2 separate regions of the Homo sapiens genome follow, and region 2 is linked to region 1. A link is a loop called in an ENCODE intact Hi-C map of the cell type or tissue named here. Cell type or tissue: Caco-2. All regions are shown on one strand. Links, peaks and the distances in the headings refer to the core of each region. The heading gives the core; the rest is flanking DNA. Region 1 overlaps SLC2A13 (solute carrier family 2 member 13). Region 2 overlaps SLC2A13 (solute carrier family 2 member 13).

The links. A loop is a pair of places that touch in the nucleus more often than their neighbours do. Peaks named below come from ENCODE experiments on the same cell type or tissue, not always from the same donor. Only the 100,000 strongest peaks of a DNase experiment are listed, where the experiment ranks them.
Region 2: it touches region 1 in a loop (19-fold over the local background); 7 of 110 quality-filtered maps call a loop at or near these places.

What each region holds. Positions count from the first base shown.
Region 1 is chr12:39,755,961-39,772,407 of GRCh38, forward strand. It overlaps SLC2A13 (solute carrier family 2 member 13), which reads right to left. Exons shown (of 10, transcript NM_052885.4): 8 at 8,777-8,898; 9 at 8,500-8,652; 10 at 1-4,292. The coding sequence ends at 4,066. It also overlaps a transcript of REDIC1 not described here. Among named protein-coding and RNA genes, the nearest start is that of REDIC1, 140 kb to the left of the region's middle. In Caco-2, for the core only: a CTCF peak has its summit at 9,191; no DNase peak of the experiment used is centred there.
Region 2 is chr12:39,950,217-39,966,663 of GRCh38, forward strand. SLC2A13 (solute carrier family 2 member 13) reads right to left here. Exons shown (of 10, transcript NM_052885.4): 4 at 1,041-1,149. Among named protein-coding and RNA genes, the nearest start is that of SLC2A13, 150 kb to the right of the region's middle. In Caco-2, for the core only: a CTCF peak has its summit at 8,358 (motif pointing left); a DNase peak (open chromatin) is centred at 8,345.

The sequences.
Region 1 (16,447 bases), core at 4,990-12,989:
AAGAGTTGGTAGCAGTTAGCTATTTGGCATTTTTAAATGATTGCTATTTCTAGAAAAATAGCAGCAGTATTGCTCACCTAGAAGAGCTGAATGTACCGACAATTTATAGACTGCTACAACCTGAACCATTTCATCAAATTGGCTTTACATTATTGTACATGAGGCCAAGAAGATTGGTAAAAGTGACAGAAAACAGGATGTAAAAATTAATCCACAGAACAATTCTGAGCCTTCTTATTGGCAGCAGCTACATATGAGCTATAAATTTTAACCACAATTTAATACATTTTGCTATAAAGCACATATTATAAATTCTCTGCTCCTGGTCTGATATAATCATCTATTTCTTTTACTCATAGATACTGAAAAGGTCTTAATTTGGTAATTAAAAACTTGTCACAACAAGTGAATAAAAGTCAGTTGTTAGGTACTTAGTATAAGTTGACATTTTATAACTTGCAATATGGTAAAAAAAAATCTGATTATAACAAAACGTCTCATTAATTTTGTTGTTTTTAATAATTGTGCTGATGAAATAAAACCAAAATAACATTCCAACTCTCTCCACTGTATTACAGTATTTATGAACTGTATTAGTGTCACTAAATTCTGAGACTTTCTTAGATAAACATATGGATGGTATTTTCTAAAACATTCTTCCATTTCCACCAACTTCTGGATCTGTGAGTTATTCTAATATATTTTCAATATTATTTTGTTGTTAAAAAGCAAAAGGGTAAGTTGTCAGCTTATATTTTTCCTGATCATTCTTCCCCTGTATAACAGATACTGAAATTACAGCAAAAATTTCATAAATTCCTTGCTTTTACTGATTTCCCCTTTTAGAGTGAATAACTTAATATTTAGACTCTTATGTACTAAAATCAGGTTCAGTGGTAAAATTAAATTATGAAAAAATAGTCGGTATTCTCATAGCATTTTGTATCAGGGAACTACTGTGTATGGCTGGGAACAAAATTTAAAATGGACACATTACCTTTTATTATTTATTATTTAAATATTTTACATATATTAAAAATAATCATGTTTTGGGAAATGATTGACTAAGGAGCAACAATCAAAATTATTAGGAATGTTTACATTGAAGAAAATTATTAACGGCAAACCCTTTTGACATCACATTCAGCCCTATGTGTTTATATGCAGATGAAATGATATATCCTCTTAAGTCTAGTGCAGATCAGACATCCAGCCTCAATAGGGATTTGGACCTTCTTCATTGTATTTTCCTAAGACATAATATACCTCTATCAAATCTGCAGCATGTTTCAAAGGAAGTCTGTAATTTTGGTTGAAAGCATGATACGTAATCTGTGTCTGCTTTAATATGGTAGGTCAAATCACATCATATATAAATTGTCCTACAAAATATATATTTGATGATACTACAAATGGAATGTTTCCAAGTTGATAGTGGTAGCCAAATATGCTGGGAACTTAAAAGGTGCCTAATATAAAAAAACCTGCAAAATTTAAACATTTAATTTTTAATATACTATAAATGTTCACCAAATCTAAAAATAATACCCTAATTGTATAAGGTTCCTTTTCAAGTAATTGTTTCTAAAAAGTTATAAATAATTCTTATACTGTGCCTCTCTGTCTTATACTTCAAAGATATGGAATATTATCTTTAACACTATATAAATAACAAATAGTCCTTTAAAGTAGGGGCTCAGGGGAGTAGGGGAGGAGAACTGTGGCTAATTTTCCCTGTTATTATGTGCATTTATGGTTATAAAGTTGAAAACATTGTTTTCTTATATCAGGGAGAACAGGCCATGTTCTGCTTTAGGAAATAACAAGAGTCCAGTTTCTCCTTTAATAAAGTTACTGTGCATCAGCCCAGCTGAGTTTATAAGTATATAGTTAGTTAAGGCTACATATACAATAAAGAGAAGGATTGAGGCAATTATTTTGATTAAGTCCAAAAAATAAATTTTTAGAGAGCACTTTATTGGTCTACTTTTTCTCCTTATTATATTTTGATTGTACCATATAGTAGCTTATTTTTCACTTCAATTTACCTGTGTAAAATATTAGATAAGAAATTTCTTATGAGATAAGAAATATCAATAGAATAATAATTTTCCCTATTAAATCATATCTGCTTTTCTGAGGAAAAAATCAATACTAATATTCCCTTGGAAATCAATTGTTAAAGCACCTAATTCAAGGAAAAAACCTCTATAAAATATTAATTTTTTTTATTATATGAAATGACCAAAGGGAGAAAACGTTTTTGTTTTTGGTTAATGGATTTTTAGGGCACTAAATTGACAGTTTAAGCACATATTATACCTCTGGTGACTTAGAGAATGAACTTCCTCAGCTGTATTCTCAGCTTGATAACTGTGATAGGAACAAGCCAGACATTAAAAGAATAGAGTATCTTGGAGACTGGAAGAAATATTTTGAATATGGAGATAGCCACCTTTTCTCTCCAAATACAGTACCTTATTAGATGTTTAGAGCCATTTAAAAATGCATCAAACTGATGTATTCCTAACTGGCCACAGAAGATTCATTCATATTTTTCCTGGAACTAGCAAGTAATTTTGTGATCAAGTAATTTTGTACATACTATATAGTTCTTAATAGAAAAGCAAAAATTAAGAGTTCAGTGATGAATTACCATAAAAACCAATGAATACCTTGGAAAGACATTGTGGAAATATAATTAAGCCTGCATTTCTTATAGACGTGCTATATTAGAACCAATTATCTGTTCCAATAGGCAATCTCAATTTTTACACAAGAAGGAAAAACTAAGCCAAGAATAAGAAAAACACAGAGACAAATCTATGTATCTTTTTTTTTTCTGGTAAATTCTCAGGAAAATGAGAAAAGTGTGCAAAATAAAAACGAGTTTATGCTCTTAAAGTAAAAAAAGACAAGTACAATTAAATAATAATATGTGACATTTCCCTTAGGAAGAGCTAATAAAAAGTTAAGAAAAAAGTCCCATTATTTTTATTAAACAAACACCAATAACAGCAGGATTATTTCTGCCACTGATTTCCTTCCTCTTTTTTGTTTCAAAAATTATTGTTTGAATAAAAGAAAGGGGAAAAATGGTTTGCTTGCAGCTATGTATGTAACACAAATGAAGGCACGAAATAGTAGGACTCCAAGGCCAATGAGGAAGGTGTAGTGATTTGGGCATGAACAAAAACTGACCCTGATATACAGTTAAAGATCTGGCACTATTTTGCATTTATAATTGCATACCTAAGTGACTAACCAATTTGGAACCCATAAAAACCTTTAATCTGTTACTTTCTGAACATAAAAGGTACTTCTCAAAACTTCCTAGCTCATCTGCGCAAATGTATGCCTTATCACTGATGCAAAAAAAAGAAGTATGAAAACAACCCGACAGATTATATTTTCATAATGTTCAAAAGATAGTGTGCAGAGTCAGTATCTGAAGAACTCCCAATATCTGAATTGGAGAGAAACAAAAATATGGAATCCAAAGGAGATACGGACAGCTGTGCCCTTGTAGGAGGCACTTTGGAATTTGTTGATGAAAGCTTACATGGAATTTAGTTTGTAACAGCTGATCAGAGATAAGCCACTACTCTGTAGGAAAACTGAGGGCCAATAGGCCATCTTTTGACACAGAACACCCTTGGACCATCTCCCAGAATCCTTTATAAATATATTATACATATGTAATTTGGCTAGATTAGCACTGACTCTGTTGCCACTAATAATTATAAATGGTCTTAGGAAAAAAGGATACCACTGAAGTCACTGGGTACAATATTCATTTTAGACTATTTCAGGAAGGCATTACACACATTTGCTTAAGAATTATTAGATTAAAATCTCTGTAAATATTTTTTAAAATATTGTTCCTTGTGGAAAAAAAAAGTCATCATGGTTGTATCTTCCTCCTAATCAAGTATTCTAGAATATGAAGTCAATCAAAACTAGGCTGTGGAAAGAACCAGATTAGAAGCAGGGCAGTGAAGTCACCAATTGCTGTTCTTCTCCCCCCAGTTTGTTTAAATAACTAAATATATGAGCAGCTGAAAATTATTCCACATCAGAAGCATCATTGTCAGAAAGATGATAGTTACTTCCCTTTACCCGAATATATTCAATATATCTCCCTTCATCAGAATCTGAAGTGCCACATGTACATAGCCTGTTGTCAAAGAGTGATTCAATTTCCTCTAATTTTTTGCCTTTGGTCTCAGGAAGACAGCCATAGATGAAAAGGAGTCCCACAGCAGCAAATCCAGCATAGAGGAAGAAAGCTCCTGCAACGGAATATAATAGATACATGAATATGAATATATAGAGAGAGGCTTAAGTTGGAAAGATTACTTGATTTTGACTTTTTTTTTCTGGTCAGTCATGCATAATCACAGTATGAAATGGACCAAAAAATTACTATGAACCTGGTTTACTCCAATTGTTCCAACTCTGAGAATATGATGTAATGTATCTTTCTAAACTCAAGTTTAGAAACTCAAGAATAATAGAACAGGCTCAGATGTAAGTTTGGCTTTGAAGCCTTTCCTCCCTTCCCTGACTAGAGGGAATTATTCTCTTCCATGTGCTATCACAGCATGTTGTTGAGACCCCTAAAATAACAACCAAGAAATATTATAATTATGTACACACACGTATGCTTGCCTTGTCTATTACACTAGAGGCACTTTGAGGTCAGAAGAAGTTCCTTTCTTAATTTGTTTTTCATTTCCCTCCACTAGAATGTAAACTCCATGAAGTCAGAGAATTTTGTTTTGCTGTAAGATTATGCATGTCAATGCAGAACAGCCAGAAACACATAAATATTAGCTAGTTTGGTTTTCTAAGGGTCATGATAGCAAGCCTAGATGGATGAGATATATGAATGTATGACTTGTTTATATTCTCTACACATTTCCAAGATGGACTTTTAAAATAATTGAATTCCGACCAGCCTGGCCAACATGGTGAAACCTGTCTCTACCAAACACACACACACACACACACATAATTGAATTGCCAATTTGAATATAAGAAACTATACTTGTACTTTTGATGGTGGAAAACAACAAAGTAAAATGGAGCCCCTGTCTAATTTTAGGCTTTCAGTCCAGACCATCATGTGTATGAGATGGGGGAAGTAAGATGAAAAACTAATGTGACAATTGGCTGGAGAAAGGATATCAGACTGGGAGTGGGAAGAACTGAGTTTAAGTGTTGGCCATGTGACTTCTGGATAGTCATTTAACCTCTTCTCTGGGCCTCTGTTGCCTCATTAAGTAAAATAAGGGGGCTTCTCAGCTCCTACTTAAGTGTTGGCAGTTTATGATTCTGTAAATCTTACAGCCAAAATCAGGGGCATGTATAGGAGATATAGTTAAGAGATGGTTGAGAGAGAGACTTGATCTGTGTAATGGGGAAAATAATTCTAGCTTTGCCCAACTGTAAAGAATAGAAATAATGTATGTTATCATGCCCATTAGAATTCTGAATATCAGTTGCTCAAAAAAGTGATGCCCAGATTGTTAAATTCTACTAAATGACCAGGAAAGGAAGAGTTGCTATTAAGATACAGAATAAGATTAGTGTGACTAATTAATTGGGATGTTTTTACAAAAAGGGTGATACTGATAAGCTAGCTCTTGGAGAATGGGGGAATTTTGACAAAAAAAAAATGAAAGGAGATGAAGTCCTGTGTTCTGAGTACAGATATGCAAGACTGTGGAGGTAGGAAGAGAAATGGAATCTTTAGCAGGGAGGGACAAAGACGGGATAGTAATTATGATGAAGATAAAGAAAAAATAAGTACAGATGGTAAAACATTTTAGATTAAACTAGGCTTCTAAACTACAAAATCTGTAACAGCAAACCCAGTTTGACTTTTAAATATAATAGTATATTTTATCTTCATCATTATCTTTCACAATTTGGGAACAGTAGCATAATTAGAAGTAACAAATCAAATCTGTCAGCGCTAAACTCACTCCTATAGTTAAAAAACATTTGTTGGGTTAGGAAGATTCCTGAAGTTGATTACAGATTCTTTCTTGTGACCTGGATTCCCAAAGCTGAATAATATCAAGGAATTGCTATTAAAATACAAGACCGTTTTACAAAATCTGAGGAATCCAAAGCACGCAAATGCCAAAACTGCCTACTCAGTGTGGGTTCCAATGGTTAGACCTGTGGCTAAGTCGTGGAGGAGTGTGGGCAGACCTGGGAGGCTGTGACCTGGTCCATGTCATGGTCAAATCAGTCACTATCTCAGTTTCTCATTTATTCCTCCCTTGGAGTGAAAATGGCAAGAAAAAATGTCTGTAACGAGTCCATCAGGACTATTGAACAGTTAGATATTCCTCACCTTTATTCTTCTAAGGATTTAAATCTTATTAGAGCCCTACATTAAGTTCCAGATTAAAACAACTATTTAATTGAATTACACAAATTGACTACCTCAAGAGAGAAGCTTTGACATAATGCCCCCCAAGGGATCTCTTTAGCCACATGTGCTGTATATAAAATGGCATATTGGTGATATAGCAATGATACTTTTTAGTAATAAACATTATTGAATGGGGGCACAAGGCAGACCTGTGTAAGCAATATGGTTGAGGAAGGAATCAAATTTTGAGATCTTATGAAACAATAAAAAAGGAGGCAACAAAGAAGACATAACTATTTCCAGAGGAATACACGATTAGGATGTATATTTATTAAATGAGGAATATAAATGCATAGCTTACATAAACCAGTAACATGTGGATTAAAATGAGACACAAAAAGGGAGAAAAACTAGCCTGAATGAACTATTTTTCTACTACTAGAGAGTAGTAGACCAAATGGACCAGTGCTCTGACATGAGAGAAGCTTAATGCAAAGCAACACACTTTTAACTGTTTATTTTTGAAAGAATTCTGCTTATGCCCTATTTAAATTTCATTACTGTTGCCTCATTTTTCTCTGGTTTTCTGGCAGGATAAATTCAAGAAAGAGGAGCTTTGCTGTCAAAAGTATAATCATGTAAACTTTTATTATTTGGTCTATGCCTTTCTATGAAAAATGCTTTCTCAGGATGCGAGCATATACTTAGGTCTTCAAATATTTAAGTGTTCTCTAGAATCAGTAAATACGAGGAAATATTTATTGTGCTCGTATTTATTATGTCATGAAGATAAGTTTATGAATTTATCGAAAAATTTTAATTGCCAAATGGGATCCAGCTGAATATACTAAATATATATCCAGTTTAAAATGCCAGTGCATTTCCTTTCCAAGAAAATAAATATTTCAAATGTCTTAAGTGGTGATTAGGAGAGAGAAGAGTTTTATGAAGATAATAAAAGCATTAGATAAATACCATTAACTAAAAGCAAATACCAGTTCAGCATGGTCAGAAGAGATGGGGAATAGATTTTTATAATGTTTCATCATATTCACCATTCATCTGCAAAATTTATCCATGTATTTATTCATTTGACAAACACTTTTTGGTGCTTATCAGGTGAACAGGATGCCTTGGCAGGAACTGGGAATGTAACAATGAACAAGGCACAGTCCTGGCCCTCCAGGGATTTATAGTCTACTAGAGAGAGCTAAGGGCAGACAAACCTGTTCTTGCAAAGAGAAATGATAAGTGGCCAGAGCACAGAGTAAAGAGATTGCGGGGAGATGAGAGAAGCTCTTCTGGGAGAATGGTCTAAGCAGCAGGCATTCCGTCTCTACCACATGGACTTATGAGGATATTAGAATGAAACCTCATACTTCATCATGAATAATCCTATTGCAACCTATAAAGTCATGTGAACAATGCAGAAATCTTTTTTCTAAAAAGCAAAGTCTTTTCCTGACTCAGCCACTAAGCACTATTGTTTTTCATTTTGAATTATGGCCTCCATACATTTGCATTTGAATACTTCCGTCATGTTTACACTTTTGCAAGTGGTAAGTACTGGTCTCAGAGGACACTGAAATGCACAAGCACTGGCCTGAGCAGCACAGGTGATACAGTGGAAGGTATGGCCACAGCACAGCATACTGTTAAGCATTTGAGGAAGCTACTTTCAGCCCTACGCAGATTCTGCTCTTGGACTGGACGCTATGCCTGTCACAGGACATCTCATTGGCCCTAGACTCCCTGCCTACATCTTTTTACCATTTTCTGTTTTTTTTTTTTGTTTGTTTCTGTGAAACTAAAAGCTATGGTGTAAAGACTTCCACCTGGGGAGATAGCTGGGAGATGTCTGAGTTGGGAGAGGGGTTGGGTGACAGCCCTAAGCACTGTGGAACAAGAAGCAGTGCTGTTTAGGATAGGAGAATCCCTCTCTTCTTTCCCAGACACATTTCCGATGCCTTTGGAGGACAAGAAAGCCACATGGAGATACTTATAACAGCAAAATATAACCACATAGTCTCAATCACAAATGATATTATAGTGTATCTAAAAATAGTGATAAAAATAAAAACAAAACTATGTTAGAAAAAATATTATCTTACCATAGTATGTAAGATACTCTGCTGTGTGTAAAAATGTTAGTGAAACCAGGACATTGAAAATCCAGTTTATTCCAGATGAACATGCATTTCCTGTACTTCTTGCCCAAAGGGGATATATTTCAGAATTCACAGTCCAAGGCATTGGTCCCATTCCTGAGAAATAAAACATTAAAAACTTTAGTAAAATAGCATGTAAGAAATTTGAAAAATTATAGTTTATCTACTCCAAAAAGAGGCAATTCAATTAATGCAACAGTATAACAAAGTCTTTGTTTACCAGGTGCAAAGAAGACAAGATATAAAATAAGGCCCAGAAGTGCAGTCCAGGAGTATGGAGTAGGGCAGAAATTGTAAGCCCAAAATATATCTTCTGTTTTGAACTTGGTTTCATTTTCACACCTGAAAAATAATGCAATATAAGTATTAACTTAATGTTTTTGACTACAGTTGCAGAAATTCAATATGATCATATTTATGTATTTGGAAATTCCTTAATGTCTTAAGAGTCCAAAATGTTTTTCTTAAAAAATAAGAACTAAATATACAGTATTAGATATGCGAGCTTGTATAGCAATTTTACAGCCAAGTATAATTCAAGAGCAAAACAAAGACACCGTGTTTTATAACCATTTCACATAAATTAGACATGATTTCTAATTAGTCCCTGGAAGCTGCAGTAACACTTCAGTACCACTGAGAGTCAGTATGTGGCAGTGAAAAGACCATGGCATTTGCAATCATGACAAGATTCAAATTTCAGAGCCAGATACTTTTCATCTGATAAAATGGGGATAATACTTTGTAGACTATTTTAAGGATTAGAAGAGTAACCTGTAAAGGGTGATGGGGTGGATGAGGGAAACAAATGATTCTATCTGATTCCAAATAGCCCTCTCCCTTTCTGCTCCGTGTCCTTGCTTCTCTACCAGTCACTCCCTGATGACCTTGCCTTCTTAATCCATAGTAAAGCAAAGGGTCCTACAGTTTAGATCCATTCTGAAGTTGAACTTCCAGTTCTTTACCTTAATTGCCCCTGAAGATATTACCAGACTCAAAAACATTCCTATCCCCTATTGTCAATTTAGAGTATTGTTCTGTCTCCTTCAACCTCTATCTTTGAACCTTGTCATCCAAGCCCTATTGTTACCATATTTATGAACTCATCATAACATTCCACCTGTCTTGATGATTTGGGTGCCTGCTCAGTCTACCTCCTCTCATCCCCTGCCACATTCATTTATTTTTAATTCATTGGCCTCATTTAAAAAAATTATTTTATTTAAGTTCCAGGACACATGCACAGGATGTGCAGGTTTGTTACATAGGTAAATGCGTGCTGTAGTGGTTTGCTGTGCCTATCAACCCATCACCTAGGTATTAAGCCCCATGTGCATTAGCTATTTATCCTGATGCTCTCCCTCCTCCCAGCCCCCACAGGCCCTAGTGTGCATTGTTTCCTTCTCTGTGTCCATGTGTTCTCATTGTTCAGCTCCCAATTATATGTGAAAACACGCAGTGTGTGGTTTTCTGTGCTCCGTATAATGCATTGGCCTCATAGTTCCTTATTTAATCTCCAACACTACAGAGACAGCACTTTATAGTTTCCTTGATTTGGAACTATTTTACTTCAGACTTTGAGCCTTCCTTTTCTGATCACAACCACCACTTTGTTTATCTCCTCATTTCTGATCATCTGTGCTACACCCAGATCTGCCTTTGGATTATCCTTTCAGTATTCGTTTACCTCACTGCTCAGCTTAGACCACGCCAATACAGGCATAGCTTGGAGATATTGCGAGGTCAGTTCCAGACCACTGCAATAAAGTGGGTCACACGGATTTTTTGGTTTCCCACTACATATAAAAGTTATGTTCCCATGAAAGTGCAGTCTATTAAGTGTTCAATAACATTGTCTAAAAATGTACAAACCTTAATTTTAAAATATTTTGATAAAAAATGCTAACGATCATCTGCACCTTTCACAAGTCATCATCTTTTTGGTGGAGGGTCTTGCCTCAATGTTGAGGGCTGCTGACTGATTAGGGTAGTAGTTGCTGAAGGCTGGGGTGGCTGTGGCAATTTCTCAAAATAAGACAACTGGGAAGTTTGCAAAATTGACTGACTTTTCCCTTCACTAAATATTTCTCTGTAGCATGCATTTTACCCAGATAACTTCTTTCAAAATTGGAGTCAATCCTCTCAAACTCTGCTACTGCTTTGTCAACTAAGTTCGTGTGATACTGTAAATCCTTTGATATCATTTCAACAATGTTCATAGCACTTTCACCAGGAGTAGATTCCATCTCAGAAACTACTTTCTTTGTTCCTCCTTAAGAAACAACTCCTTATCCGTTCAAGTTTTATCATGAGATTGCAGCAATTCAGTCACATCTTTAGGCTTCGCTTCTACAATAGTTCTCTTGCTGTTTTCCACTATATCTGAAGTTACTTTCTCCCCTAAAGTCTTCAGCCCTTTAAAGTCATCCATAAAGGTTGGAACAACTTCTTGCAAACTTCCAAACTGTTCATTTGGTATTTTGACCTCCTCCCATGAATCACGAATGTTTTTAATAGCATCCAGAATAGTGAATCCTTTCCAGAAGATTTTCACTTTACTTGGCCCAGATCCATCTGAGAAATCACTATCTATGGCAGCTATGGCCTTATGAAATGCATTTTTTAAATAATAAGACTTGAAAGTTGAAGTGACTCCTTGATCCATGGGCTGCAGAATGGATGCTGTGTTAGCAGGTATGAAAACAACATTCATCTTGTACATCTCCATCAGAGCCCTTGAGTGACCAGTGTCATTGTCAATCAGCAGTAATATTTTGAAAGGAATCTTTTTTTTCTTTTCCTGAGCAGTAGGTCTCCATAGTGGCTTAAAATATTCTCCAAACTATGCTGTAAATATAAGTGCTGTCGTCCAGGTTTTTTTGTTTCGTTTTAGAGCACAGGCTGAATAGATTTAGCCCTTCTTAAGGGCTCTAGGATTTTTGGAGCGGCAAATGAGCATTGGCTTCAACTTAAAAGTCACCAGCTGCATTATCTCCTAACAAGAGACCCAGCCTGTCCTTTGAAGCTAGACATTGACTTCTCCTCTCTAGCTATGAGAGTCCTGGATGGTATCTTCTTCCAACAGAAGGCAGTTTCATCTACATTGAAAAATCTGTTGTTTAGTATAGCCACCTGATATGGTTTAGCTGTGTCTTCACCCAAATCTCATTTTGAATTGTAGTTCCCATAGTCTCCACGTTGTGGGAGAAACCCAGTGGGAGGTAATTGAATCACGGGGGTGGTTACCCTCATGCTGTTCTCATGATTGTGAGTGAGTTCTCATGAGATCTGAAGGTTTTATAATGGGCTTTTCCCCTTTTTACTTGGCACTTCTCCTTCCTGTCGCCATGTGAAGAGGACATGTTTGCTTCCCCTTCCTCCATGATTGTAAGTTTTCTGAGGCTTCCCCAGCCCTGCAGAACTGTGAGTCAATTAAATCTCTTTCCTTTATAAACTACCCAGTCTCAGGCAGTTATTTATAGCAGTGTGAGACCAGACTAATACATCACCTTTATTAGTTATCTTAGGTAGATGTTCTGGATAACTTGACGCAGCTTCTCCATCAGCACTTGCTGCCTCACCTTGCAACAAGGTGTGAAGTGAAAACAGCTTCTTTCCTTAAACCTCATGAACCAACCTCTGCTAGCCTCAAACTTTTCTTCTACAGCTTCCTCACCTCTCTCAGCCTTCATAGAATTAAATGGAATTAGAGACTTATTCTGGATTAGGCTTGTGCTTAAGGGAATGTTGTGGCTGGTTTGATCGTCTATCCAGACCACTCAAACTTTCTTCATATCGGCAATAAGGCTGTTTCACTTTCTTATCATTTGTGTGTTCACTGGAGTGGCACTTTTAATATCCTTTAAGAATTTTCTTTTGTAGTCACAATTTGGCTATTTGGTGCAAGAGGCCTAGCTTTCAGCCTATCTCAGCTTTCAATATGCCTTCCTCATTAAGCTCAATTATTTCTAGCTTTTGATTTAAAGTGAGAGTCGTGCTACTATTCCTATCACTTGAACATTTAGAGGCCATTGTAGAGTTATTAACTGTAGTGTCTTAGGGAATAGAGAGGCTCCAGGAGAGGGAGACAAAGAAGGAAACAGCTGGTTGGTGGAGTGGTCAGAACACACACAACATTTATAATTAAGTTTGACGTCTTATACGGGTGCAGTTTGTGATGCCCGACAACAATTACAATAGTAACATTAAAGATCACTGATCATCATAGCAGATATGATAATGAAAAAGTCTGAAATAATGTGAGAATTACCAAAATGTGACATAAAGACACTAAATGAGCACATACTATTGGAAATATGGTGACAATAGACTGGCTTGATGCAGGGCTGCCAGAAACCTTCGGTTTGTAAAACAAAATGCAATGTCTGTGAAGTGCAATGATGGCAAACACAATAAAATGAAGTATATACTGTCTTCACTAGCCTCTAGAATCCATTCTTCCTCTATTTTTGTCTGCCATTTTTCACCATTTGAGTTCCCAACCCGGTGTGGCTTATTAACTTCTTTCAACAACCACTTCTCAGAAACTGAGCAGTGTTATGAAACCATGCTGTTGGGCTGTATTAAAAGTTCATGCCATTTTATCTCAGTTGGTTCCCTAATGATGCTTATTTTATCCTTTATTGTCTTCTCTACTGAATTATCTGCTTATCTAAGAGTAGACATTCCATAAACTTTTGTCAACTATTGCCTCAATTAATTAAAATATTTCTTACTATCTTGTAATCCTGAAATCTTTCCTTCTGTTTCCTATGTGACGAACTTACCTCCTTTTTTTGGAAGATTTATCAATTTCAGTTGAGAAAAATAAAATAAAACCAGGAATTTGGAGATGCTTTGTAGGACTTGATACATTTGAATCTGAAGAACAGATCTTTTAACAACTGGAATTCTTTTAAAAGAATTGAAGATCATTACTTTGAACATCAATTTTTCTCTATCAGCTTCTACTTTTCTATATTTTTCTCTCAATATTTGAGAAAAGAAAGTTTTTTAAAAAACATTGTAGGGTGTAGGCTTCCTTCCTCCCTCCGGTGGTACAAGTCTGTCACCCTTTCTGAGGACTGCCCTTCTTATCAGTGTTCTTGCATCTCATTCTCCTGCCTCCTCTGGGGTCACGTTCCATCAATATCTCTTCTTTTCCTGCCCTATTTAGTTTCATCCTACTTGAGCCTTCCCTTCTGTCTACAATACACAAGATCTCTCTTACTCAAATGTTCAACTCCTCTCATATTACCACAACTAGCTCTCCTGAAATACCAGAAGTTTATACTCACGAGCTCTACCTGACTACACAATCCTTCTTTCACAGCCCAACTCTCCCACCCTCCCAGATGCTGGCTAACTTTTATGTGGTCTTTTTCCTGGATGTGTTCAAACAAAAGTCATCAATTAGCTCCTAACATACAAATTCAGGTTTCTTGTCTTAATCTTGATGCTCTTTGATTACTCTGTGGTGCTTGACATTGCTGACAACTCTCCTTCCTTCTCTTCCCTCTTTGCTTTTATATCTGTATCTCCATTTTAGCTCTCTGACCTATATGTATTCATTGCTTTTTAAATTGCCTCTTCCTCTTCTCAACCTCTAAATATAGGTGTCCTCTAAGGTTCTATTTTGGGACCTATACCCTCTCTCATAATCATCTCATCTAATTTTAGGACTTTATAATTTCCATGTGGATGCTCCTCAATAGTTTATTCTGGCCTTGATCTTTCTTCCAAGTTCCACTGATGGAATTTAGGTACCTAAGTACCTAAAATAGCAGAGTTGCTATGAACATCTAGATCCTGCCATGGCCTCAAATGCAATATGACTACAACGAAATGACCTCTCCAGAAGGCAGCATGGGGCTGCTCTGAGTTCAAATCGTGACTCTACCACTTAATAGCCATATTCATTCAAAAGCTTATATAATGAGCACTTTTTATGCATCAGACATTAGCAATAACAGTTATGAACAAAATACCAACCAGTGCATTTGTAGAACCTTGAGTTTAGCGGGCACTGGCATGGTCCTGTTTCCTGATCTGTGAGATCGGGGAAAGAACTGTATCATGGGCTGTTGGGAACATTAAATATTCCCATCTGGATAAGCATAGAGCATCTGCACACTCAATGCTTAGCATACTGCCTGGCATGTGGTATATGCATAGCATAAGTATTACTTTACTAGTGCCCCTCATGACATTTCTATTTTAGTTAACACCACCTTACCCTAAATTGGAATGGTTTAAAATCTTGCAGTTATTTTCATTTTCCTCTTATCCACTTCTCTTAGGTCCTTTATACTTTTAAGTCCAAGTAAAGAAAAGTGGCCAAGACTAGGAGCTTTGGTATTGACATCCTAGGTTCAGATCTAGGCTGGGACACCCAGGTAAAGTTAGGATATATGTGGCCTCTAGGTGTAATATCTCAAAGCTGTGTCATCATCTGTGAAATAAGGATTTTCCTGGTACCTACCTCAAAAGGCTATTTTGATGCTTATGTTAGAGAACGTACACAAAGAATTTCACATGATATAGGCAAGAAACCATATTTCCTAGACATAATTTCTTGAATCTGACTTTTCTATTTGCATTAACACCATCCTAATTTAGACTCCGAGTGTGTGTCCCATCACCTGCCTCTGCCTCTGCGGGAGAGAGACTCTAGAGTAACCCTGATGGTTCCTATTTTCTGATTTTCATGCCTTGTGTAGTTCCTTTTTCTGGAGTGTGGGAGTGACCTTGGATTTGCTTCCGACCAACAGAATATGGCAAAAGTGACAGGACATATGTGATTAAGTAAGTAAGATTCCAGTGCTGTTGAGCTGAAGTCTCTCATTCCCTTGCTGGTTTTGGAGAAGCAAGTCGCCATGCTGTAGGATGCCTATGCTGGGAGATTTGTGGAAGGAACTGAGGGCAGCCTCTGTCCAACAGCAAGCAAGAAACTGAAGTCCTCAGCACAAAACCACAAATTACTGAATTCTGCTAACAAAAATGAATCCTTCTCCAGCTGAGCCTTAGAGGAAACCATAGCTCCAGTCTGTGCATTGATTGTAGGCTTGTGAGGCCCTAAGCAGAGGACACACCTAAGCTATGCCTGCATTCCTGACCCACAGGAAGTGCTATATTATTAATGTGTGTTGCAGTAGTAAATGAATACAGTTTCCTGATTTTCCTGCTCCTATCATTCCTTTCTTCAAACTCATATGCCACCAAGTTAAGCGCCCTGACCACCTCACTGCTCAAAAACCTCCATCCTCCTTATTCCAGCAGTCTACAAAATGGCCTGCAAAATGTGGCTGCAGCCTACCTTATCTTGTACTCCTGTACACAATCCTTTTATGCAACTAAACTAAATTACTTATTTTCTGAACCTACAGTCTAGACCCAGTATCTCCTACTCATGACGTTTCCTGTAACTGAAGGCAAACTCTTACTCTTGATATCTACTGTCAGTATCTACCATCAATTCCTACCTCATCACCCAAGGCCTGTGTGGATGCTACCCATTCACCTGTCCGAGATATTCTCTCCTCCTCTCAACTCCTTTTCACTTTCCTCATTTATGTCATTATCATATAGTGCTCTGTATGGTCATATATTAATATACTCCTTCTTCTACGGTACTGAGATTTCATCCCAGGGAGTACAGCATGGCACAAGGGTCAAGAGCACAGGGTCTAATGTCAGACTGCATGAGTTTGTATCTCAGTTCTCTCCCTTACCAGCTTTGTAACTTTGGCCAAGTTACTTAACCTCTCTGTGTCTCAATTTTCTTGTAAAATAAGAGTCCATATAGGGTTGTTACAAAGATTAAACAAGGTGATAACTGCTTGGCACATAGAAAGCAATTTATAAGGGCTTGCCAAAAGAATAATCACCGTGC
Region 2 (16,447 bases), core at 5,194-13,193, 190 kb after region 1:
TCACTAAATAACTCATCATATCTCAAGTAATTAAAAAAAATCAAGAGTCTCAAATACAAATGGTTTACCAAAGAAAATTTAATTTTACATAATTTGTATTTTCTTAATGAAAAAAATTCAATCAATAGGCAGGGAGTGGGGAGGACTTCTAAGATGTGGCAGCTTTTAATCTAACAATATGTGCCCTGGGAAAGCACATAACCTTCTCTAAACTGTATTTTATGATTTAGGATCTTAAAAGTCTACTCTGTAGAGAATTGAGAGAGTCCTGTATGGCCCTTATCATAGTTTGAAATCTTATATTTAACTGTGAGTTTATTTAATGTGTGCTTCCTCTACCAGCCTGTACATCCATGAGGACAAGACCCAGGTCTATTTTAGTTACTGCTGTAGGTCTAGTGCAACAGAGGCCCTCAAAAATGGGTTTAATACTGAATGAGGGAAACCTAGTAGAGCCCTTAATATTTAGTCCTTCCCACCCTCAGCACACATACAGCTTTGGGAATTACTCTTAAAATTAGAGAACAGGGAATTTTTCTGTATTCCTCACTCTCCTTCCCACTCAATCTCCCCTCTACCATACTCTGGTTATAATAAACGTACTTCTACTAATGTCCTTATCACATTGCACTGTAGTAGACTGCACCAAAAAGAAATGAATTAGTTATCTGTGTGCCCATAATCTCTGGCAATGCCAGGTGATTTCCTTCTATTTTGCTTTCCAACCAGCATCAAGAAATGGCTTAGAAAAAATGACACATTTAAGCTCAGAATACAAGGAGGTATTGGATGGCGTAAAAGAGAAATTTTATGGAATCAAATAAAGCCAATCATATAACAAACAAAATAAATCACCTTTATCTAGTAACAAATTACTGGAATTAAAAAATTGTAAAGTCAGTATCTCCCAAAAGGAGAATTCATACATTTAATCAGAACAAATCACTGAGTCTAGTATTTACATGAAATACTTTTCACTATTTCACATAAAATAATCCTTTCACAATCTTTTCAGTAAAAAGCCAGAAAGAAATACATACATGATGGTGTTAATGCCTGAGAGCTGCTGGAACATTTGTAGGCCACAACCCACAATTAAAGCTCGGCGAGTTGGGGGATAACTCAGCATTCTGCAGATCACAGGTCCAGCTTTTTTAAGAAAGAAAGAAAAAAAAAATACAACTATTATTTTTAGCTCTCATAGTAATTATTCCCAATAGGACAAATTTTCCTAAATCTTCATGAAATCAACATGACTGGGCATTTTAAATCAGAACAACTCTATTTTTACAGAAATCTGGGTACAATATTTTATTTTGCAAACAGATAGTGTTTTTGTTTTTGTTTTTAGTTTGAACTGTAAAAGCGACAAGAGATAATTTAAGTTTAAGCAATTTATGGGTACTAGAAGACCTATATAACTAAAACTGTCAAATTAGTCTTCCTTAAATCCCTACAAGCTCTAGAGATTAACCACTTCCTTTGTTCTTCAACTTTCTTGTCAATTAAGTATTATTTAAAATCCATCCATGTGGGACTACTTAAAAGTCACTGGCAAAATTGCTTTAATCAACCGTAAGAAAAGCATTCATTAAGAAGAATTAAAGAACAAAATTCATGTTATTTTACTAAAGTTACAGAATTTGGGCATGATGTCAGCCTTGGTTATAGCTACAATGGAGATTATTAATAAAAGTTACCAAAAAGTTAATAAAGAAAAACAATTAATACCTATTATCTATAGATGTGTGTATGTGTGTGTACGTGTGTGTGTGTGTGTATTTCTAAATTTTGAATAGTCCCTTAAGAGGCAATCAATGATTATTTTAAAATACAAATGAACTTTCAAAATGGCAGAGATACTTTGGTCTTTATCTGAACTCTGGATCAGTTCTGGAAAGCTGTAAATCTGAACCACTGAGTCCTTAAGTAGGTTGACTAACCTTATTGATGCCTGTTGTCAGGGCATAATTACTAAATGTGGCCCTTCCAGCCTCATAAGTGTTTCAGTTACAATGTCACCTTAGCTTTAAGAGGCATTCTATATGGTGTCCTTAATGGAGCTAGAGTCAACTCCCAGGACCTATGGTATTCCCGCTGTTAGAAGAGATGGCCTGGGATCACTGCAATGCTAACTGCTTAATTAGAGTCCAAGTTTTGTTAATGAACTCTAAACCAAGTCCGGTAAATTAAAATCCAAAGAAGTCTAACTATTTCAGGATCTTTTGAAAATCTAATATTCAAATTCACAAAAATGGAATACAATATGTATGTTGTCTCAGCAATAAAAGTTAGTATGGGACGTCAAGCCAGGGCATTAATTAGAATGAAATATTATAGGGGTGAGAATATTCTATTCCTACATGGATATAAGTATAATCATAAAACTTGAGTTATTGCAAATGATTTTGTTTCTAAATGGCAAGAGAGGGAATAGATTAATTTAGAGAAGCGTTGATGGTCATTCAAAGCTAAATGTAGTGACGATCCATTTAGAAAGCAGACTGAGGGTATTATAAATGTCAAATTGCCTTAGATTCGAGCAAAGCAGTATTAAAGCCTAATATATCAGAAAGACTGTGTGAAACAGGTGAATTTTGAGAGTTTGATTGTAACAATGCTGAAATATATCTGGATCAGCAACCTGAAAGATAGGCAGGCTCATCTGCAAATACAGATACCTGCAAGTGACCCACAAAATAAGCAAGGCACTACCTTTCCTTTAATCAAAACTTTCAAATAAAAATAATAACATTTACCTTGTATATCATGATTTTTTTTTTAAAAAAAGACAACAAAACAAAAACAAACAAAAGCCCTTTCTCAGATGAGAAATTAGTTTTTCCTAATGCAAGAAGTCTATTATAATCTTTGGAAAGATGCATCTACTTTCACTATTAAACTGTATCATGATTTGATGGTCAGGCTAGGTAATAATGATTTTGGAGAACAGAAATACAGAACATTATGACAAATTAGGACCAAAGTTTGACTTGCCATAAAAACAAGAGATAAGCTATTGCATAAACATCACATATTTCCTAGTTTTTTAAAATCTGGATTTTATATTTTCTCTTGATTTGGATTTCCTGTTAAAAATAAATGATGGTAGTTCCTTTATTAGACTGCATTTTTTAATGGATAAATTTTGGTCCCAGCAGCTGCACATCTGATTATGCATAAACAAAATTAAAGAATTTCCTTTCATTAAAATTATGAACCTAGCTTTATTAGGCAGTAAAACTTCCTTTACAAATGAAAACCATCATTAATCTTTATATCACAGAATCTATGAGGCAGAAGAAAAAAATCAAGTACATTAATTGGCTGAATGTTCATAAGTGAACATTTAAAATGTCATGCTCTACTTAAAACATTTCTTTTGCTTTTGTAATTAAAAATGTTTTGTGCATACAAACATTTCACATTTAATTTTATTTTAAATGTTTATCTTTCAAACACAGAAATTCTCACATTATAAAAACTAAAACCTTTAACCAACTAGATTAGAAATAAAAGACCTAAAATATAACCCATAGTAAAGCAGTAGATTCAAGATCCCAAAATGAGCTCATCCCTCTTCCTTCACTCTGAACACCTCATACTACCAAGTTGCTAAGTAACTTGCATAAGGTTGTCCAGGTGGCAGAGGCTCCAGCAGCAGGGATGAAAAAGAGTCCCACAAGGGCAGCCACTTTTGTGGATGATAGGTTGTCTGTGAACCTAGCCTACAGAAGGTTTTCTAAGTATGATTAAAAATGCACTAAAAGCCAGTTTGTATAAAATTCCAGCTCTTGACTTTCATTTCCAGCTAAGACAGAATAATGGCTATCAGCTTTCCCTTTCTACATGAATCAACTAGAAAGCCATGCAAAAATGCATGAAACAACAGTTCTCATGCTAGCGGATAACAGGCAATGAAGCAAAGTGATACCTGAGATTTGGGAAACAAATGAGGCGAACCCTGTAACTGTCCCCAGCTCAATATCTCAAAAAAGTTTCCAGGCTGCAGCACAGGGCAGGTAAACCAGGCAGACATTGGTGTTTCCTTGAGTTGAAAAGATGCAGCTCAGAATACAGAGATGCCAAGGGGGCTAGAATTCAGATGGCAGAGGACCCAGGGAGGATAGATTCAGAGAGGGAGGAGGAGAATCTGGAGATCTTCAGAATTTCCCTTGAGTATTCAGTTGAGTACTGATCAGTGTAGGTGTGTGAGGAAACAACCCAAGACAGGGGAAAGAGCTACTGGAAAGGGTTAGAGAAATCAATTCCAGGAGCTCAAACAGGGCTGGGGATAGTGCCTGTTCCTACGAACCAGAGTGAAAAATCTGAAGCATACAAAAGAGTATTTAGAAGGGATATACCTTAATAATGGTGTAAGTTTAGTCCTAGATTAAACATTACTTGAATGCCATCTAAAACAGCATAAAAGCAAGACTCAACTGCTTCTAAGCAGCTTAATGGTATCCGAGAACAAAACTCAATGAGATAAAATTTTATAATGTGGACATAAAATAAAAAATAACTAAGAATGCACAAAGGCAGGAAAATACAATTTGTAAAGATAACGGGACCAATTCATCAAGAGAATATAACAATCCTAAACGTGTATGCACTTACTGAGAGCTTCAAAATATTAATACTTGAAAGAAAAACTGACACAACAGAAAAGGGAAATTGAAAAACCTACAATTGTACTCTCATATTTCATCACTCTCAGTAACCGACAGAACAAGTATCCTGAAATTCACCAAGGATATAGAAGACTCCAAGAACACTATCAACAAACTTGACCTAATAAGTGACATTTAAACCACATTCCACCAAATAAGAGCAGGATATGCATTCTTAAATTGTATGGTCAATGTCTTAGAATATTTACCTGAGGTAGATTATATTCTGAGCTCTAAACTAGTCTCAACTCATTTAAAAGGATTCAAGTCATATTAAGAATATCCTGACCATAATGAAATTAACATAGAAATCAGTAACTGAAAGACAACTGGAAAACATCCCCCAAATTGGAAACTAAATAACACATTTCTATGAAAATTAGTAAGAATATAAAGCTGAAAGAATCTAAACACATAGCCTATAAAAATTTGTGGAATGGAGCTAAAGTGTAACAGGTAAAATTACTGCAAGAAATCTCTTAGGAAACCTTCAACCTTAAGAAACCAGAAAAAGACAGACGAGTGAAACCCAAAGTATGCACACGCTAAAAGTATTACTAAAGATCAAAATGGAAATCCATGAAGTAGAAAAGAAGAGAGTTGAGAAAAATCCATAAAACCAAAATTGTTTTTTTAAGACCAATAAAATTGATAAGCTTCATGCCAAGCTATGGTAGGCTAAATAAGGGCCCCTCAAAACATATTCACATCCTAATCCCTGAAACCTGTATTATCTTAGATGTCAAAAATAAACTTTGTAGGTATAATTAAGTTAAAAATTTTGCGATCGGAAGACAATCCTAGATCATCCAGGTTTTCCCTAAATGCAATCACATGTATCCTTATCAGGAGGAGGCTGAGGAAGATTCGAGACAAAAGCAGAGAAGACAAATGCAGAGATTGGACCTACGCAGCCAAAAGCCAAGGAATGACAGGTGCCCCCAGAAGCTGGAAAAAGGAAGGAAGAGGTTGTCCTCTACGGACTCTGGAGGGGGTGTGGGACAGGAGTGGACACCTGGCCACCACAACTGTGAGAAAATAAATGTCTACTGCGTTAAGCTACCAAATTTGTAGTAATCTATTATAGTAACCACAGAAAACAAATGCACAGACTATCCAGGAAAAAGCCAGAAACACAAATGACCAATATCAGGAGTAAATGAGGTGAACTCAGGACAGATATTAAAATAATAAGAGTATCATGAACAACTTTATGCCATTAAATTCAGCATCTTCAATGCAACAGACAAATTCCCTAAAAGATACAATCTTCCAAACTCACTCAAGAAGAAATAGCCTGAGTAGCCAGCCCTATAAGCTATTAAAAATACTGAATTTGTTAAAAACGTTCCCCCAAAGAAAACTCTAAGTCCAAATAACTTGACAGAAAGCAGATCAATGGTTGCCTGTGGAGGGAGGAATTACAAAGGGGCACCAAGGGAAGTTCTGGGGAGGCAGCAATATGTTCACTTGCATGGTTGTGGTAATGGTTTCATGGTGTTCACATATGCCAGCGTCTCAAATTATATGCTTTAAATACATGCTTTTTATTGTATGTAAATTATTCCTCAATAGAGCTGCTAAAAATCAACAACAAAAGTAAGAAAAAGCTTCACCAATAATCTAGAGACTTTAGATGTCAGGAAGGCTGACATGGTGAACTGGATAAGAAAAAAAATTCAATATTCAAAGAGCATGATATTCCCTTAAGTAAGAACACAAGGGGGTTATTAGAAACAACAATGTTTGATCAAACTGAAGTAATGAAGTCTGCTGTGAGACTGCTGAAAGAGAACTGCCAATGATGAAGCCCCCTTAACACCTCTTCAAGGTTTTTCTTGCTCTTATTCTTCCCTTTCTTTTTGTTTTATTTATTTATGAGTTTTACCTTGTATTAATATTAAAGTTAAGGAGGAAAAAGTGGAACACTTTGTGACTAATGGATTACAAGATGCAAACTGTAGGAGGCTTCCCCACTGCTGATAAAGTAAAGATGCCCCTGTGGAGAAAGCAGGGGCCTCACTGGGAGCAAGATAATCACTGCTCAGCTTCAAATATTATTCTCCCCACTCCTCAATTTAGGGCCCTATAATTGGGCTACAATCAAGCACAGCAAGATCCCCCAACACCACGATCCTTTCCTGAATGCAACCAGAGGCGGCCATTCTCACACAATCACCAAGAGTATTAAGCATTTGCTCAAATCTCAATGGATTATCTAATACTTCAATAACCCTTCCTGCCTTATGAACAATTTCCTATCATCATCAGAGTCCTGTGAAGTCAGAGAGACCAAGTGTTGCTACCCCCATCTTAGAAAAGAGGAAACTAAACACAGAAGGATTAGATAACTCTTCCAAGGTCACAAACTAGTAAGTGTTTAGAGAGAGAACTTGGGCCGACATCTTGTTCATGCCACAAATGCCAAGATATTTTGTATGCCCACTTAAATAAGCTTATTTTTCTTAGCATAAAAAATCAACAACTTATGAACAGTAGAAGTAACACAAAACAAAACTGAAACACTTCCAAGCTATAGTAACAAACATACTCTGTGCTCCTTACGACTGCAATTCCTCCATTTCATTTTCTTCATCATTTTCATGGTCCCACCTGCCACTCTATCCAGCCTCAGTTCCAGATTTATCTACTTCAAGCCACTCATTTCATTCCCACATCCAGGGAGTTCTCCATTCCCACATCCAGGGAGTTGAGCATTGTTTGAGAATAATTACAAAAACGAGCCACACTCATTTTGGGACAAATTCAGCATGTCAGGTCCTGCGTGCTATCAGGGGAGCCTTTCACTCATCTCTAACTGGCTCCCAATCATGTTCTCACAACATTCACTTTAAGCATTCCTCCTCCTTGGACTTCCATTGATTTCTCCTGTCTCTCTGGCCAAGAATCCCCTAGTTCCTTATCATACCTGAAGCGCTTCCCATGAGCCTACTCCATGCTAGGGACAGAAACGTGAGGAGGCCCAGCCCCTGAGGAGCTCATAATACCAGGATGGGGTCATCCACCAAAACAAAACAAGCTATGCCACAATGGTGTAAGTGCTCTAACAGAGGTACATATACAGTATTATGAGATTAAGGCATAAGGAAGGACCCACAAGAGGTATGCCACTCAGGTACATACAAAACAGAAGTCCTCATTTCTCACCCCAAACTTGTTTTTTACCCCATGTTATCTAATTTCAAAGTAAATCAAGATTCATGGCTTTTGAGTGCTCCTTCTCTCTTCATATATCCTGAATCTAATACATTGCCAAGTTTTAATCAGAATTAATGTATGTATGCCTAACTTCTTTCCACAAAACATTGGAAAGATTTCTTCTGTTCTGCACCTGTACCTCTCTGCCTCCCCACCTTTCTACTGCCTGTCTGGCTGGCATCCATCTCCCAGTGGGACAGTGCACGGCTGTGGAAAGTGTTCACACAGACCAGTGTTAACATACCAGTCCTACAATGTAGCCACTGTGAGATTCTGTAAGTCTCCATCGCCCCTTCAGTAAAATGGATTTAAGAGTAGTACTATCCATTTGAGGATTAGAGATAATAAGGTTCCTGGCACATACTATTCATGTGTTCAATAAGAAGCCTAATATGTGGTCTCAACATCCCCAGTCTCTACCGAATCCAATCCATCCCGCCTCCACATTGCTGCCACCTGTTGGCTAAAGCACCCCACTGAATCCTCCACTTACTTGTTCAAAACCATTGATAACAGAACCATCAGGGCCTGTTTCATGAAGGGGACACTCCTGCCCCAGCCCACCTGAGAAGATTTGTTTCATACTACTTCTCCTCTAATAGGCAATGCTTCAGCAATTTTTGGGTAATCTGTTTTACTCAAAGAAGTCCCATATTGTTACAATTTTGTCTCTTACAATGTTCCTTCTGCTTGGGATCCCATCCTTGCAATTCTGAAGGACTGGACCAGGCTCTCACTCCTGGCTAATTTGTTTTGGGGACTAGGTCCCTGATCTCTGTTCCATAGTGAATTATGATCTCTGTGCTGGATTATGTCGGGTGTGTAGTTCAGGCTTTGCTCATTTTATCATTTTACTTCCCATTGTGCTTAGTTCAGGATCATGTAAATAGAGGACATTCAGTAAATATTTCCTTGATGAATATAAGGAATAAAAGAAGGAAAGAAGAGAAAAAAAGAGAAACACCAGAGCAAGTATGGGGATTGAGAACTCATGGATGAAGCAATTTGAGTATACTCCAAGTTGCTAAACAATGTTGTGATTAATTAGAAACTACCACCAAGATCCTGAGCACACCCACGCTGTTTTCCTCTTCAATATGCAGCAGATGATGTTTGTGATTACAAGCTGGTGCTTGGCACATGTTCTGCTTGAAAGAATGGACTGCTGCTATTGATGAATTCAACCCCATGTGGTTCAATCATTCTTTCACAGTCTGGCATTTATGCCAATACATTCCAAAATCCTCCAAGGCAATCAATTTGCCAAGATGTTGTGATGGGCCAGTTGTCTATAGATGCGTGCTTGTAAGCTGATCATGGTACATTAGGGCCGGTATGCAATGACTGTGTTAATCTGGTCATTATTATTCCAGGTTGCTAATGTAAAGGTTTTTATCAACTTAGAAGAGGAGATGATTATAGGTCTTAATACCACTAAAATACTGTTTTCAAAAACCAATTTCTGTTACTATCAAGAATTCTTTCTAAATTCTAAAATATTTTCTTTGTCAAAAGTATCTACATAAATGAAGCAGACATAAAATGCATTCCTCAGCAATTCTCAACTGAACGAATTTCAAACTTCTTAACAGTCATGGGAGTGTGGTATGTTGCTGAGGAAAAAATTACGAAGAATTACTGTTCTAGAAAACTTTTATTTAAAAAGAGGAAGTATCCTTTCTAAATAAATAATTTTCTTTTTAAAAAAATTTTATTTTACTTTAAGTTCCAGGATACACATGCAGTATGTGCAGGTTTGTTACACAGGTAAATGCATGCCATGGTGGTTTGCTGCATCTACCAACCAACCCATCACCTAGGCATTAAGTCCCAGATGCATTAGCTATTTATCCTGATGCTCTCCCTTCACCTGGCCCCCAGACAGGCCCCAGTGTGTGTTGTTCCCCTCCCCGTGTCCATATGATTTTCTTAAATAGCTATATTGTTAGCATTGTCTATAGACAGGGCCACTTTTTTTTCCTATATGTAAATATATCTTTATTGGGGTCTGCTAAAATATCAGTTACTTTTCTCTAAAGTTATATGCATATTTCATAATATTGATTCCGCAGTACCTGACATTTTGGTTTCTATTATCATTGGTATCTTTTTTAACATTACATTTCCTCTTTGATGCTGCACTTGTATGTTAATTTTATATCCACCAATTTTGGTGAACTCTATTAATTCTAAAAGATTTTCTGCACATTCTCTTGAGTTTTCTACATAGACTTCCGCAAACAATGACAGCTTTATTTATTCCTTTATAATGTTGGCTAGTATTTTCTTGGAGATGAAGACTCGTTCTATTGTCTAAGCTGCAGTGCAGCAGCGTGATCTCAGCTCACTGCAACCTCTGCCTTCAGGTTCCAGCAATTCTCCTGCCTCGGCCTCCTGAGTAGCTGGGATTACAGGCACGCATGACCATGCCTGGCTAATTTTTTTATTTCTAGTAGAGACAGGGTTTCACCATGTTGGCCAGGCTGGTCTCGAACTCCTGACCTCAAGTAATCCACCCACCTCAACCTCCAAAGTGTTGGGATTACAGGCGTGAGCCACCGCGCCCGGCCTAATATTGGCTAGTATTTTCAGTACAACGTTTATTAAATGGTGAAAAATGGTTTCCTGTCTCATTCTTTTTTTTTTTTTTTTTTTTCAAGACAGAGTCTTACTGTGTCACCCAGGCTGGAGTGCAGTGGCGTGATTTTGGCTCACTGCAACCTCAGTCTCCCAGGTGCAACCGATTCTCCTTTCTCGACCTCTCGAGTGGCTGAGATTACAGGCGCTCGCCACCACAGCTGGCAAAATTTTGTATTTTGGTAGAGATGGGGTTTCACCACGTTGGCCATGCTGGTCTCGAACTCCCGACCTTCAGTGATCCACTCGTCTTGGCCTTCCAAAATGCTGGGATTACAGGCGTGAGCCATTGTGCCTGGCCCTTGCATGATTTTAAAGAGAATGTTTTTTTCTTTTTTTTTTTTTTACTTTGAGACGGAGTCTCGCTCTGTCATCAGGCTGGAGTGCAGTGGCATGATCTTGGCTCACTGCAACCTCTGCCTCTTGGGTTCAAGCAATTCTCCTGCCTCAGCCTCCCAACTAGCTGGAACTACAGGTGCACGCCACCACGCCCAGCTTATTTTTTATAATTTTGGTAGAGATGGGGTTTCACCATGTTTGCCAGGCTGGTCTTGAATTCCTGACCTCAAGTGATCTACCTGCCTCAGCCTCCCAAAGTGCTGGGATTACAGGCATGAGCCACCACGCCTGGACTAAAGAGAATGCTTCCAAAGTTTCATCAGTAATATCCTTGATGAAAGCTTCTGATACGTATCCTTAAACAGATTTAGGAAGTTCCCTTTTATTCCTGGTTTACTAACCTTTTATCAATAAGCAATAATTTTTTTGTTTATGACAGGGTCTCACTCTGTGCCCCAGACTAGAGTGCACTGGTATGATCATGGTTCACCACAGCCTTAAACTTCTGGACTCGAGCAATCCTCTCGCCTCAACCTCCCGAGTAGTTGAGACCACAGGCACATGCCATCACATCTGGCTAATTAAAAAAAAATTTTTTTTTTAGAGGCAAGGTTTCATGTTGCCCAGGCTGGTCTCAAACTCCTGGGCTCAAGCAATCCTCCTGCCTCACCCTCCCAAAGCGCTGTGATTACAGGTGTGAGCCGCCACACTCGGCCTTTCTTTTCTTTTTATGAGACAGAGTCTCACTCTGTCACCTAAGCTGGAAAGCTGCGGCACAATCACAGCTCACTGTAACTTCAAAACTCCTGGGCTCAAGCAATCCTCCCACCTCAACCTCCCAAGGAGAAAAAACAATGAACTTTAATACATGTACCAAAATATCACATATACCCCATAAATATGGGGTGTTTACTTAATTAAAAAAGCAATGAATTTTATCAAATGCCTTTTCTCCCTCTATGGAGATGAGCGTTACACAGTAAGTCACAATAATAGCTTTGTAACATCAAACCACCTTCGCATTCCTGAGAAAAGCCCTATGGATTACCCAGGCTGGAGTGCAGTGGCATGATTTCAGCTCACTATGGCCTCTGCCTCCCGGTTCAAGTGATTCTCTTGCCTCAGCCTCCTGAGTAGCTGGGATTACAGGCGCACACCACCATGCCCAGCTAATTTTTGTATTTTTAGTAGAGACAGGGTTTCACCATGTTGGCCAGGCTGGCTTCAAACTCCTAACCTCAGGTGATACGCCCACCTTGGCCTCCCAGTGTGCTGGGATTACAGGCGTGAGCCACCATGCCCAGCCATGGGTTACTCTTGAAGGCATCACTCAAATGCCTCTCTGGCAGAATTTCCAGATCCCATATAGAGACAAAAAAATCATGTCCAGTAGATTTCTTAGAATACTCACAGTCACCCATTTATGCATCTCTGCCTGAACTCCTCATGGCTACTTATTGTGCCATGCTGCCTGCCATTAGACAAAGCCACTTTTAAATGAAAGGACAGACACACTTGACTGATGGTATTCTGACAGTATTTTCACAATATGCTGTCATTCTTAGTGATATAATAAAGTTTTCTCACCTACCCGGTTTTTCAATAGATATTATATGCAAGGAAAAAAAGAATATATATGACTTGCATCTGCTAAAGACTATACAACCATAATCAGTGTTGAATAGTACAATTTCTCCAAATCAGGGAAACTCAGGTTTGACTCTATCTTGGCCATTTAGAAGCTGTGTGATGTTGTGCAGGTTCCTTACCTTCCCTGAGCTCCAGGTGTTTTCATAATTAAAGGTGGAAATGCATGAGAAATATATCCCACATTAATTCAACTACTGATGCTATGATTTCATCCATAAGCTCTCTAGTAGAATTTCTCCATAGCTGAATACAATTTCAAAGTTTTACATTAAAAATAGCCAATAGCTCACGCCTGTAATCCCAGCACTTTGGGAGGCTGAGGCAGGCGGATCACGAGGTCAGGAGATCGAGACCATCCTGGCTAACACGGTGAAAACCCGTCTCTACTAAAAATACAAAAAAATTAGCCGGGCATGGTGGCGGGCGCCTGTAGTCCCAGCTACTTGGGAGGCTGAGGCAGGAGAATGGCGTGAATCCAGGAGGTGGAGCTTGCAGTGAGCCGAGATCACGGCACTGCACTCCAGCCTGGGCGACAGAGCGAGACTCCGTCTCAAAAAAAAAAAAAAAAAAATAGCCAATAAATTGTATAGGTTTTCCTTCTCTGTAATCAAATAAACAATTACCCTTCACATTTAAGATTCCACAAAATATTTCAAATAGATTCATTAACATAAAGAATAAATGCATTCTATACTTATAATTTCTTTCCTTTATATTTAACACTCCTACACAGATTACTAACAATACACTAGGCATAAATGAGTAAGACCTAGACAACAGGCTCCCATAATAAATGACAGTTCTATCAAGTTCAATCAAGATATGTACTGCCAAACTATTCTTACAACTACATTTAAATCAGAATTATTCCATTCCCCTGCCTTCATTTTAGATCACATGTAGGCTCCCAAGAAATCAAGTATTCTTGAATCTCTATCAGAGCAGAGCATTTTGAGATGAACTATGCTCCTAAACATTAATCATTTGCTTGGTTAAAGAAACTGTATTTGTATAGATATTTAAGTTTTATATGGATATTGAGTAATATTCTATTAGCACATTCCCTTTTTAGATTCAGACATTCAACAAATAAGTACTAATGAGAATTAGAGTGAAAAGCTAACCATGTATGATTCATGCTATATTTGGCTTTATATATAACAGTAATCATGAATAAAGCTATCAAAAAATAAAACTCAGCCTGAATTCAATGGCCCATGATCTTATGTTGGGGCAGAGTATCTTTTAAAAAAATTGAAATTGTCCCCCAGATTCCGGAAGTATGACTACTGCAAACATAAGGGGGTACCTTGAAATGTAACATCTTAAAAGAAAGAGACGATGTTTTCTGTCAGCATGATTCTCAGAAAATCATAATTATTCCAAAAATATCCCAGAACTATATATATAAAAATGAACTGAACATATGAGGCTGTAAATGTATTCTCTAATTTCAAAGTAGTTCTTGTCCCTCCCTCAACTCTCTTTTTCTATTCTTCTATTACCTGTACCACTAAAAAAGGAAAAAGAAAAACTATTGAATTTACATATTAAAAAATACCAGTGGTAGTCATTAAATAAAGAGAGAGTAAAGATGTTCTATAAAAAAGGGTAGTGCTAAGTTCTCCAAAATGTGGTAGGAAGTAAAGCATTACGTTCATGGAAGAGAAGAGTTAATTCAAAGTATGGACTTTCCAGTCTCTCATCTTTCACTTACTTATAAAGGTGCCATTCCTAAAATAGATAAGAAGCATAAATGGTTATGGAAGAATGTAAATGCTATGGGAAAAGGAGGAGGACATATAACCATATCTTCCATTTGTTTAGCTATGCTAGGACACTTGAGATTTAAAACTATCTTTACCATGTCGGGAACATAACTGACAGAGCCTACAAGGAAGATGCATACATGAATTTGGTCACCATATGCAAGAGGGTTGGTGCACAGGGTCCTGGAGGTCACAAGGTGAATGCTGGATCTTAGGATCTATTTTTCTCATAAAGACAATCCCATCATATCCTATGTCATAGCATATAAATAAAACAAATCTCTCTTCTTAAGGCTGACGAACACACAGTCTATCTTGGTCAATTAAACTCTTTCCATGAAAGCTATAAGAGGCTGCTGAACCTGCTTTCAGTTAGTAAAGAAGGCCAGCCACCTTTGAGAACCTTAGTGGAAAGGCTGATCTACACATTAAGTATGAATCAAAATCTAGATTTCTATAGGGAAAAAAATTATTAGATAAGCCATTTAGTCTTCTTGTCTTATTTTACAAATTTTCAGGAAAAAAACCTCTCCAATAAAACAATCAGATACAAATGACAAGATATAATATTTCCCAATTAAATACAACTTAAATAACAGAAAAGATGTCAGCTAACTAACACAGTTCTATGTATTCCTGAAAAATCTGTTAAGAGCAACATAATACCAAAACAATCCCTTCAATTTTCTTTGCCCCAAAACATTTCATGGCCTAAAGCAGTTGGTAACTAAACACTCCCTTATGAGATCAATACCAAAAATGAATTAATATTGAAAAGCAAGTTTATGGACATTATTATGCTGGAACATTAGTTTTAATTTTACAATGCTATTGGATTTCTATGAAGAACTGATCTTTTTATTGCAGAAAACATTTTAAGGTTTTCTGTTAAAGTCTCCTCTTGTTACATTTAGCAAAACTGAAGAGTACAAAATGAGATAACACAGTGAAAGAGCCTGAGTAATCTGAATGGGTTCAAATGACTTTTAAAAACTACTTACAAACCTGGCTTAGAATAAAGTAATCCAATTTACGTACCAAGAAACCAAAATAATACTTCAAAAATAAATTTCACAGATGTCTACTTATATATCCAGTGACATACACTAGTGAGGGGCCTTGCTTTGTAAAAAACAATGTTTAGGTTTATTCATGTATTATAAAGATTAGTTCAGAAATTTCAGTGACCTTTTAGGATAGAGTACAATTTTCAGAGTTTGGCCTATAAGGGTAATTTCCTTCAGGATCATAACTGTATTTGATTTGAAGGCAAACCTATGATATATCACTATGTCTGAAACACAATCACTGAACCAAATCCAATGAAATACTGCTACATTAAAAGGAATGCAAAGGAAAAACTAAAGCTCTTAAAGAACATTTAGGAATGATTAACATTATTAATTTTAGGCAACTGGCATATCCCTGAGTGCTCAGATTTAAACAAAACTTGGACATGAGAAATCTGCTAGCATAATACTACACCTATGGGATGCGGGGCTTGACTGTCCATAAGGAGGTCATTAAAATCTTTTTTTCATATATATATACATATATATATGATACACACACATATATAAATATAAAATATGTATGCATATGTATGTAGAGATGTGTGTGTGTATATATATATATAGAGAGAGAGAGAGGTGGGGTATGTGTGTGTAGAGAGAGAGAGAAGTATGTATATGTATAAATACATAAATACAGCGTGAGAGAGAGAGGTTTTGTAGTTACAATGATCATCATTACAGAATCTTCTTATTACTTGTAGACCTTTACTTCCTGAATCCCCTTTTCTGGCCCTTCTCCACCCCGATTTTGATAAGGGAAGTGAGGTACCACTGAATATATAAATAGATTTGTTCCAAATTCCTGCAACAATTCTGTTCCTTCTTCCATGTTTTTAATTCACAGACACATGCCCACAAAGCTAAATGTTCTGGAAAACTGGCAGAATTTCAGTAGAGAATGATTAACAGCAGGAAACCATAGAAGTGAGTTCCACATGTTCTGCTCTAGAAATTTTAACAATAGAAATTAGAAAAAAATAATATTGGTATTCCATTAGCACATTCAGCAGACAGAAAATATTTGCATCCAGTGACTGCTAGTCTGAGAAGAAATACGCATGCCAAGCACTCCTATTGATCATCCCTT